Linked DNA regions of Mus musculus: region 2 is linked to region 1. Evidence: chromatin contacts called from ENCODE POLR2A ChIA-PET data. All regions are on one chromosome and are shown on one strand. Each heading gives the region's core, a stretch centred on a gene start or an enhancer-like site at or near the end of the contact. The rest is flanking DNA. Distances are from core to core; before and after follow the strand shown.

Evidence for each region. ChIA-PET counts read pairs that join two places held with the same protein, here RNA polymerase II (POLR2A).
Region 2: POLR2A ChIA-PET joins it to region 1 with 11 read pairs in Patski. The contact joins the promoter of E430018J23Rik here to the promoter of Zfp768 in region 1. POLR2A ChIA-PET finds 5 or more read pairs at or near these places in 2 of 5 experiments (Patski and embryonic stem cell).

What each region holds. Positions count from the first base shown.
Region 1 is chr7:127,342,651-127,347,105 of GRCm38, reverse strand. It overlaps Zfp768 (zinc finger protein 768), which reads left to right and starts at 1,792. Exons shown (of 2, transcript NM_146202.1): 1 at 1,792-1,957; 2 at 2,231-4,311. The coding sequence starts at 1,870. The coding sequence ends at 3,849.
Region 2 is chr7:127,391,808-127,395,847 of GRCm38, reverse strand. E430018J23Rik (RIKEN cDNA E430018J23 gene) reads left to right here and starts at 2,227. Exons shown (of 3, transcript NM_198011.2): 1 at 2,227-2,595; 2 at 2,734-2,847; 3 at 3,333-4,040. The coding sequence starts at 2,412. It also overlaps a transcript of Zfp764 not described here.

The DNA.
Region 1 (4,455 bases), core at 543-3,042:
GACTACCAAACTTGCTTCAGTAGAAGAGTAGAAAATGATTAGATTAGATTAGATTAGATTAGATGATACTGACGACACGACTGTTCCATGCGAGAGTTAGGGGAAAGTCTTTATCTTATTTCTAATTGTCGATAGGAGAGAGAGAACAGCCAAAGCCATCTGGAAGAGTGCAGAGCACAGGGAGACAGGGAGAAAGGCTGAACAGGGCCCGCAGACTGGGCGGGGCCAGGGCTATCTGCAGGTATTCCTTCTACGCTCCGCCCAACAGTTACCTAGCAACAGCCAGGTAGGTCTGGCTTGCTATAAAAGGGCCTGTTTGGCCCACCTTCCTTCTTTCTCTTCTCTTCTTTCTCTTCTCTTCTCTTCTCTTCTCTTCTCTTCTCTTCTCTTCTCTTCTCTTCTCTTCTCTTCTTCTCTTCTCTCTTTTCTCCTCTCTTTTCTTCTCTTCTCTTCTCTTCTCTTCTCTCCCCTTCCCCCTCCCCCTTCCCTTCTGGAACTCTTCAGTGTCACTCTCCGAACTGTCCCGCACGCTTGTGAGAAAATCAAGAAACGAGGAATCAAACACAAGATTTGGAAAGGGAAGAAATTAAAGGTCGTCCTATGTTAGTATCTCTGGAGTGGCCCCTCAGCACCTGTAAAACCTGAGAGCAGAAGAAACGAGAAGGGAGAAAAGCAGAGGAGGAAGGGTGTCTACCCTAAGAGCCCTAGGCTTCCATTCTTCCTAATACAGGACAAACGGCTCAGGGGAAAGTTTACAAAGCGCAGGCCGAGCTCGCGAGGAGACGCCCGGCGCCTCCCTCTCTCACTCCCGCAGGCATTCCGGGCATCCTGTTAGAATGGCCTGAACGCCCTCTGCTCTACACGGCCCGGACCCACGGTGACCCCGGGACCACGGTGAAGCAGAGACAGCCGGCCCCAACAACCAATCCTGGGAGGAGTGGGCGGTGCCTCGCGGCGCGGAGGCGGAGCTGTTTCTCTGGCAACGAGCCCGCATCGCGGAGGGGGAGGGGAGGGCGAGGGAGGGGGGAGTGGGCGCGGGTGTCACTGTCGTAGCTCGGCGGGCTAGCAGGCTCTGGGCTCCAGAGCCTGGTTGTGCGGTCAAACGGGCGTCCGTCCGCGTTCCCGGTGCCAGTCCGAGTGCCCCGAGGCTGAGGCGAGGAGCTAGCCGCCTCCCCCGCTGGCGCCGGGAAGCGTCGCTCCTTCTCGCTGACCTTGGTCTCACTTGCCGCTTCGCCCTTGGCCACACTCAGTAGCCAGCACATGGTCGGAGAAACCTGCAGACAGGTCCCCGGTTAGGCCGAGACCCGCGATACAGACACACAAACTGCTGTTGCCCTTCCCGCCGGCTCCGGGGCGTCGGGTCGCCCCCACCCCCCGAGGCCCGGGAGATCCAGTCCAGGGTTAATGCCAACGAGTTTCCACCTCCAGCCGCTCCTAGAGAGGCCGCGGCGCGAGCCAGCGGGGGGAACTGGCCAGGGACGGACACTTCCTGTGCGGGGGGAGGGGGCAGGGGCGCAGTAGCCCGGCCGGGGCTAGGGGCCGAGACTAGAGGGTCTCGGGCTGGGAGTTGTGGCTGGGGGACGGCCGGAGGAGTCGCCTCGCCCCTCACCTCCGAGGCCACGACGCGCGGGGGCCGGTGAGGGCCACGAGACAATCGGGGACCTTGGGAGGGGGGCGGGGCAGCGGACAGGGGCGGGGCCGGAGAGGCCCAGGGTCAAGACGTCCGGCCTTCGCGGCCGAAGCCAGGCCGCCCGGTCTCCTCGGAGGCTCTGAACGCGCGGGTGGCGAGGGCTCGGGGCTCCAGGCACTCGAACTGGGTCGTAGGATCGTCCGCCATCGCCACCGCCGCCGCACTGGGAACTGGCAGGGATGGAGCGGGAGGCGTCGTCGTGGGGCCTGGAGTCCCGGGATGTGCACAGTCCCAACGCAGTGGGCAGCCCCGAAGGGTCTCTCAAAGGTGAGGGAAGGACCGCGCCTCTTAGGAGTGTGCCAGAAAACTGGGCTGTGGCCTGCGGGAGGGAAATAAGGCCGGAATCTTAAACACTTGGAAGTGGGGTGGAGGGTGGAGACTGAGTGCCCCGGGTCTTTAGAGGGGAGGTGGTACATTTTGTCACCTCACTTGTAGGGGCCAATGACCCTGCTTGGGGAGTGGGAAGAGAATTTTGGGACAATTAATGGACCCAATGACCTTCCAGACCCCCATTCAATCTGGATTTTCTGTAATTCTCAGATCCTGCAGGCAACACAAGTGAGAATGAAGAAGGGGAAATTTCTCAGCGAGAAGGCAATGGGGACTATGAAGTTGAAGAAATACCTTTTGGGCTTGAACCCCAAAGCCCAGAGTTTGAGCCACAAAGCCCAGAATTTGAATCCCAGAGCCCCAGGTTTGAGCCTGAAAGCCCAGGGTTTGAATCCCGAAGCCCTGGGTTTGTGCCCCCAAGCCCTGAGTTTGCACCCAGAAGTCCTGAATCAGATCCTCAGAGCCCGGAGTTTGAATCCCAGAGTCCTAAGTATGAGCCCCGAAGCCCTGGCTGCCATCCCAGGAGCCCTGGCTGTGAACCTGGGAGTCCTAGGTATGAACCCAAAAGCCCTGGGTACGGTTCAAAGAGCCCCGAATTTGAATCTCAAAGTCCAGGGTATGAATCTCAGAGCCCCGGGTATGAACCGCAGAACTCTGGAGATGGCGTTCAGAATTCTGAGTTCAAAACCCATAGCCCTGAGTTTGAAACTCAAAGTTCCAAATTCCAGGAAGGTGCAGAGATGCCTCTGAGCCCCGAGGAAAAGAATCCCTTGAGCATCTCCCTAGGAGTCCACCCCCTGGATTCCTTTACTCAAGGGTTTGGGGAGCAGCCCACAGGAGCGCTGCCTCCATTTGACATGCCTTCGGGGGCTCTGCTGGCTGCACCCCAGTTTGAGATGCTCCAGAATCCACTGAATCTGACAGGAACCCTGCGTGGGCCAGGCCGTAGGGGTGGCCGGGCCAGGGGTGGGCAAGGCCCTCGACCTAACATCTGTGGCATCTGCGGGAAGAGCTTTGGACGAGGCTCGACCCTGATCCAGCACCAGCGCATCCATACCGGCGAGAAGCCTTACAAATGTGAGGTTTGCAGCAAGGCCTTTTCCCAGAGCTCTGACCTCATCAAACACCAGCGCACGCATACAGGCGAGCGGCCCTACAAGTGTCCCAGGTGCGGCAAGGCCTTCGCTGATAGCTCTTACCTACTCCGCCACCAGCGTACCCACTCTGGCCAGAAGCCCTACAAATGTCCACACTGTGGGAAGGCCTTTGGCGACAGCTCCTACCTCCTGCGACACCAGCGCACCCACAGCCACGAGAGGCCCTACAGCTGCCCCGAGTGTGGCAAGTGCTATAGCCAGAACTCGTCCCTGCGCAGTCACCAAAGGGTGCACACTGGGCAACGGCCTTTCAGCTGTGGCATCTGTGGCAAAAGCTTCTCCCAACGGTCAGCACTTATCCCCCACGCCCGCAGCCACGCCCGTGAAAAGCCCTTCAAGTGCCCAGAGTGCGGCAAGCGCTTCGGCCAGAGCTCAGTTCTGGCCATCCATGCCCGCACCCACCTGCCAGGCCGCACGTACAGCTGCCCCGATTGTGGCAAGACCTTCAACCGCTCCTCTACACTCATTCAGCACCAGCGTTCCCACACAGGCGAGAGGCCGTACCGCTGCGCTGTGTGTGGCAAGGGCTTCTGTCGCTCCTCCACGCTGCTACAGCACCATCGCGTGCATAGTGGGGAGCGACCTTATAAGTGTGATGACTGTGGAAAGGCCTTCTCGCAGAGCTCCGACCTCATCCGCCACCAGCGGACCCACGCAGCCGGCCGCCGTTAACCAGTCACGGGTGGGGAGGTGGTGTGCAGAAGAGATGGGGTCAAGGAATTTATGGATAGAGGAAAAGCTGGTGGAGAATAGAAGGACGAAATATTCTAGAAGATGGGTCAGGGTGCAGGAAGTCACATGCCCTCAAGAAGTATGAGAGTTGGGCTATGGAGGGGTTGGAGGGAGGCCAGACAGGCACCAGGAGCAAGTCTGCCTCAGCAGCAGTGAGCTCTTTATCTGGGAGGCCCTGTTCTGGCAAAGTACTAGATGGGGAGGGGGGAGGGCAAGGGAGTGTCAGTTAGAGTAGGGTAGCTTAGATTGGTAGCTGCTGAGACCCTTGTGAAACCAGGAAGAGGGCAAAGGGTAGGCAGTGGGGAGTGAGGCCCAAGGGTAGGGTCTGGATCTCAGAGTAAACTGCCTTGTCTTCCTCAGGTTTTGGAGCCCTGTGAGTTCAATAAACCTTTTATGTGGTAAGAGATTCGTCCTTAAGATGTGTATGTGGACAGTTCCCTGAGCAGTGGGAGATAGCAGTCAGAGCTGCAGCTGCTGAGGCCTTGCCAGGGTACTGCCCCAGAAGTGCTTTTATGATCAGTGGGTTAGTGAGATCTTCGCATTCGA
Region 2 (4,040 bases), core at 978-3,477, 48 kb before region 1:
GTTTATTTATTTTTTTCCCATTCTGGCTGGGGTCAGATGAAATCTCAAAAGACATTGTCTTGACTTTCATTTCTGTAATTGCTAGGGATGATGAACATTTCTGGAGATATTTCTTAGTCATTCCTATTTCTTCCCTTTAGAACTCTGTATTCAGATGCTATGCCCTTATTCTGAATGGGTCATATGTGGATTTTTTTGTTTGTTTTTTGAGTTCTTTGTGTATTCTGGTTATGAACACTCGTCAGACAGACACACAGCCGCTGAGGATGCTGGTGTCAGGCCCATCAGATAACATCTGATCATCCGACTGAAACTTTAAAAGGCAGAGGGGCTTGGAACAATGGGTTTCACATTCTGAAGACAGCAGCTGACAGCCCAGAGCAGCACTCCCACCAAAGCTCTGCCATAGCTGTGCACCGCATGCATCCTGGGCACTCACTGTCAGCAGCCTCCCAGAGCCGAAGCTCCCTGTGTCACTCGGACCTTGGCACAATCTGCTGGGAGATCTGAAATCACTCTGGGCCATGGGAAGTCATACCTGCTCCATCTTTAAGTTTAGTACAGTGAGCAGAAACCTGATCTTGACCCAATGTATTTGCACCAAGACATAGAAGAAAGGCAGGGAAAATTATGGGTGCATGACAAAGGAAGATAGCCCCTTGTCCTGAAGTCTGGCTGAAGCGCCTCCCCAGTGAGAAAGAAAGAAATTTAGCAAATTAACATTTGCTGTGAATGATGCTGAGTACAGATAAGATTCCTTTCTTTTTTTTCTTTCTTTTTTCCTTTTTTTTTTTTTTTTTTGTTTGTTTTTTCGAGACAGGCTTTCTAGGTAGCCCTAGCTGTCCTGGAACTCATTCTGTAGACCAGGCTGGCCTCAAACTCTGAAATCCGCCTGCCTCTGCCTCCCAAGTGCTGGGATTAAAGGCGTGTGCCACCACTGCCCAGCCAAGATTCCTTTCATAGGTAGGTATTTTATATTAAAATAGCAATGAACCAGACTGAAAACCTGGATGTATATGACCGTGAGTAGGGCCTCATTCCTCTCTTGGATATTTCATGGGAATCTCACAATCTTCCCAGAAACTTTAATTCCTTCCTGGAAGTGAAGGGGAAAAAAAATCCAGATGGGCAGATGTAGAGTTTTAGAAGATTAGGTCGTGAATGTTCCGAGTGTCCTGGCTGATCAAAGACCAGCTCTATGATCTCAGACATGTGTCAAGGACAGTATTTCTCAACTACTTTGAGATGTGTAGACCAAGCTGGTGGAAACAACCTCTGAGACTGCTATACTTTCTAGCTTATTAATATTCTTCCTGCCACAGGCTTTCTGGGGCTCCACAATACACTGACCAGAAGAAAAACACCAAACACCTGTTAATTCCTGAGTCCAGCCATTGCTGGACCTCCATCTTGCTGACAGGGTTCAGGATCCCAGGCTGGAACTAACAACTATCCTGTGACTTTAGGTGTTTCATGTTTGTTATCCAGTAAAGGCTGTAAAGAGGGATGTTGCTGTTATTTGCTGTCTAAACTAAGGCACACAAGTCATAAATGTGCAGATTGCCCACTCCATTGTTCCCTTATCATTCTAAATTCCAGACCAGTCCAGGATGCGACCTGGCTGCAAAAGCTAAATCAAGGAACCTGAAACAAAGTGACGCTGATGAGGTCCAGTCACCAAAGTTAACTTCCTTGCTTAACCCATTGTGTGAAAGACTGACTAACGCAACAGTGCACCCAAGTCCCCCTTGCTTTGTGTTTTCATCCTATGAAAACGTTATATAAGCTCTGTTCCGGGATGCTGTTCAGCTCCCAAATTGGCCACTACATACGCGTGCACAGAAATAAAGCTTTCATTTTTAAACTTCTATCTCTGAAATGAGTTTTCTCAGATTCTACCCCAACCCAAAATTCACAGACTGCTTCCACCTAGCTTAACTTGAGAGTGGTGTGAACACACAGAATCTGTACCATTCCTCAACTGCACGATACTCGCGGTCCTGGAGTCCCCGCCCACATAGGCACGTCCACTTCAGTCTTGGTCTTAGATTGGCACTTGTAGACACTTTGGCCATTTTGGATGAGGGCTAGAAAACAATGACCCAGGAAATCCGGTGACGTAACCTTGGGCGGGACCCCAGGGATCAAGGTTCTTGTTACTCCCCGCCCCGCCCCGCCCCGCCCCGCCCCCACACGTTTATGCACAAATACTGCTACCATTTCTATGAGTTCATCACCACGTCTTGCATCTGTACCTGCTTCTAGGAATCTTCAATTTTCACCTACATTAGGGTGCTCACGGACCTGATATATGTCCTTTCTCAGCCCTGGTACCCCACCGCGGCAACCTAGGATCTGGCAGGCGATCCAGGGGACGCCAGGCAGATCACGGAACAGTGCGGGGAGTCCCCATGGCGCCGCGGATGGCCCCGGAAAGGGCCTCCGCTTGGCCTGCATTCCTTAAGCCTGGGACTGTGAGCTTCGCGGACGTGGCCGTGTACTTCTCCCCGGAGGAGTGGAGGTGTCTGCGGCCGGCGCAGAGAACCCTGTACCGAGAGGTGATGCGCGAGACCTATGGTCTCCTGGCCTCTCTGGGTGAGAACCTTCCTGGCCGCCTGGGTTCGCGTAGCCCTTGACACTGTGGGTCATGCGGTGGATCGGAGTTCCCTGGGTACGGGTGGTCGTAACAAGTGGGTCGACCTGACTCGTGGGGTTTGCTATCTTTCCCTCCAGAAGTCGGGGGCGACAAACCAGCGCTCATCTGCTGGGTGGAGGAAGAGTCCGAAGTGTGGGGACCCGGTGCCCAGGAGCCAGAGGTGGCCATGTGCAGGACAGAAGTCCACTCAGGTGAAGGACTGGGTACTTGCCTGGGGAAACTTCTGTGTTGCCAGCCTGTGTGGTGTCTTCTAGTGACTGCACTTACTGCCTGGCAGTTTCTTCCCTGTTTTTCTGTTTCTTGGCCAAAGCCATGATGGCTGGCCCCTGGATTCATCTGAAAAGGGTTCTGTCCAGTGCTCTCACCTCATATCTACAGGGTCACTAGGCTGTATAGGTTGTAGCCCCTCGTTCCCACTCCTCTGCTGCCATCTCTGTGACTGCGTTCTGGAGTCTCCTTCAGTTCTTGCTGTCCACCTCTGACAAGTGCTTAGCTCACTGCACTTGGGAATGGGGACCACACAGACACCTTTCTTTATGCTGCATCTGGACATCTGTGCACCACGCATGCTCAGATGCTGTGGCCTCTCCCCTCCTGTGCCCTGTTTCCATGTGGGGCTGTGGGAATCGAGGGGCAGTAGAGTCAGAGTCTGAGCTTTGTCATGGTCTCCCAGCAGATTGCAGGCACGAGAAGGAAGGGAAGAGACCAAGGGAAGAGACCAAGGCAACCAAGAAGATACTTTCTCCAGAAGCTGGGCCTATGGAGCCACGCCCCTCCTTTGCTTCCCCTTCTTGCAACTTGGAGCTGCTTTTCAAGAACTCTCAGCAGGGGCACCCCACTGTTGCGGTGCACAACCCTATCCTAAAAGCAGACCAGCGTCATGGGTGCCATGTGTGTGGGAAGAGTTTTGCCCACCAGTCCAAACTGGTGGAGCACCTGTACACTCACACAGGTGAAAAGCCATTTCAGTGCCCAGACTGCGACAAGTATTTCGGCCGGGCTTCTTCCCTGAGCATGCATCGAGCCATACACCGAGGGGAACGGCCGCATCAGTGTCCTGACTGTGGGAAGAGTTTTACCCAGCGGTCCACATTGGTGGCGCACATGTACACTCACACAGGCGAAAAGCCGTTCCATTGCCCTGACTGCAACAAATCTTTCAGCCGGCCTTCTTCCCTGAGCTCTCACCGGGCCATACACAGAGGGGAACGGCCTCATTGTTGCTCTGACTGTGGCCGAGCTTTCACGCATCGCTCTGGCCTCATTGCCCATCTCCGTGTCCACACTGGGGAGAAGCCTTACTGTTGTGCTGATTGTGGACGCTGCTTCAGCCAGAGCTCTGGGCTCCGTGAGCACCAGCGGGTGGTACACAGCGGTGTGACCC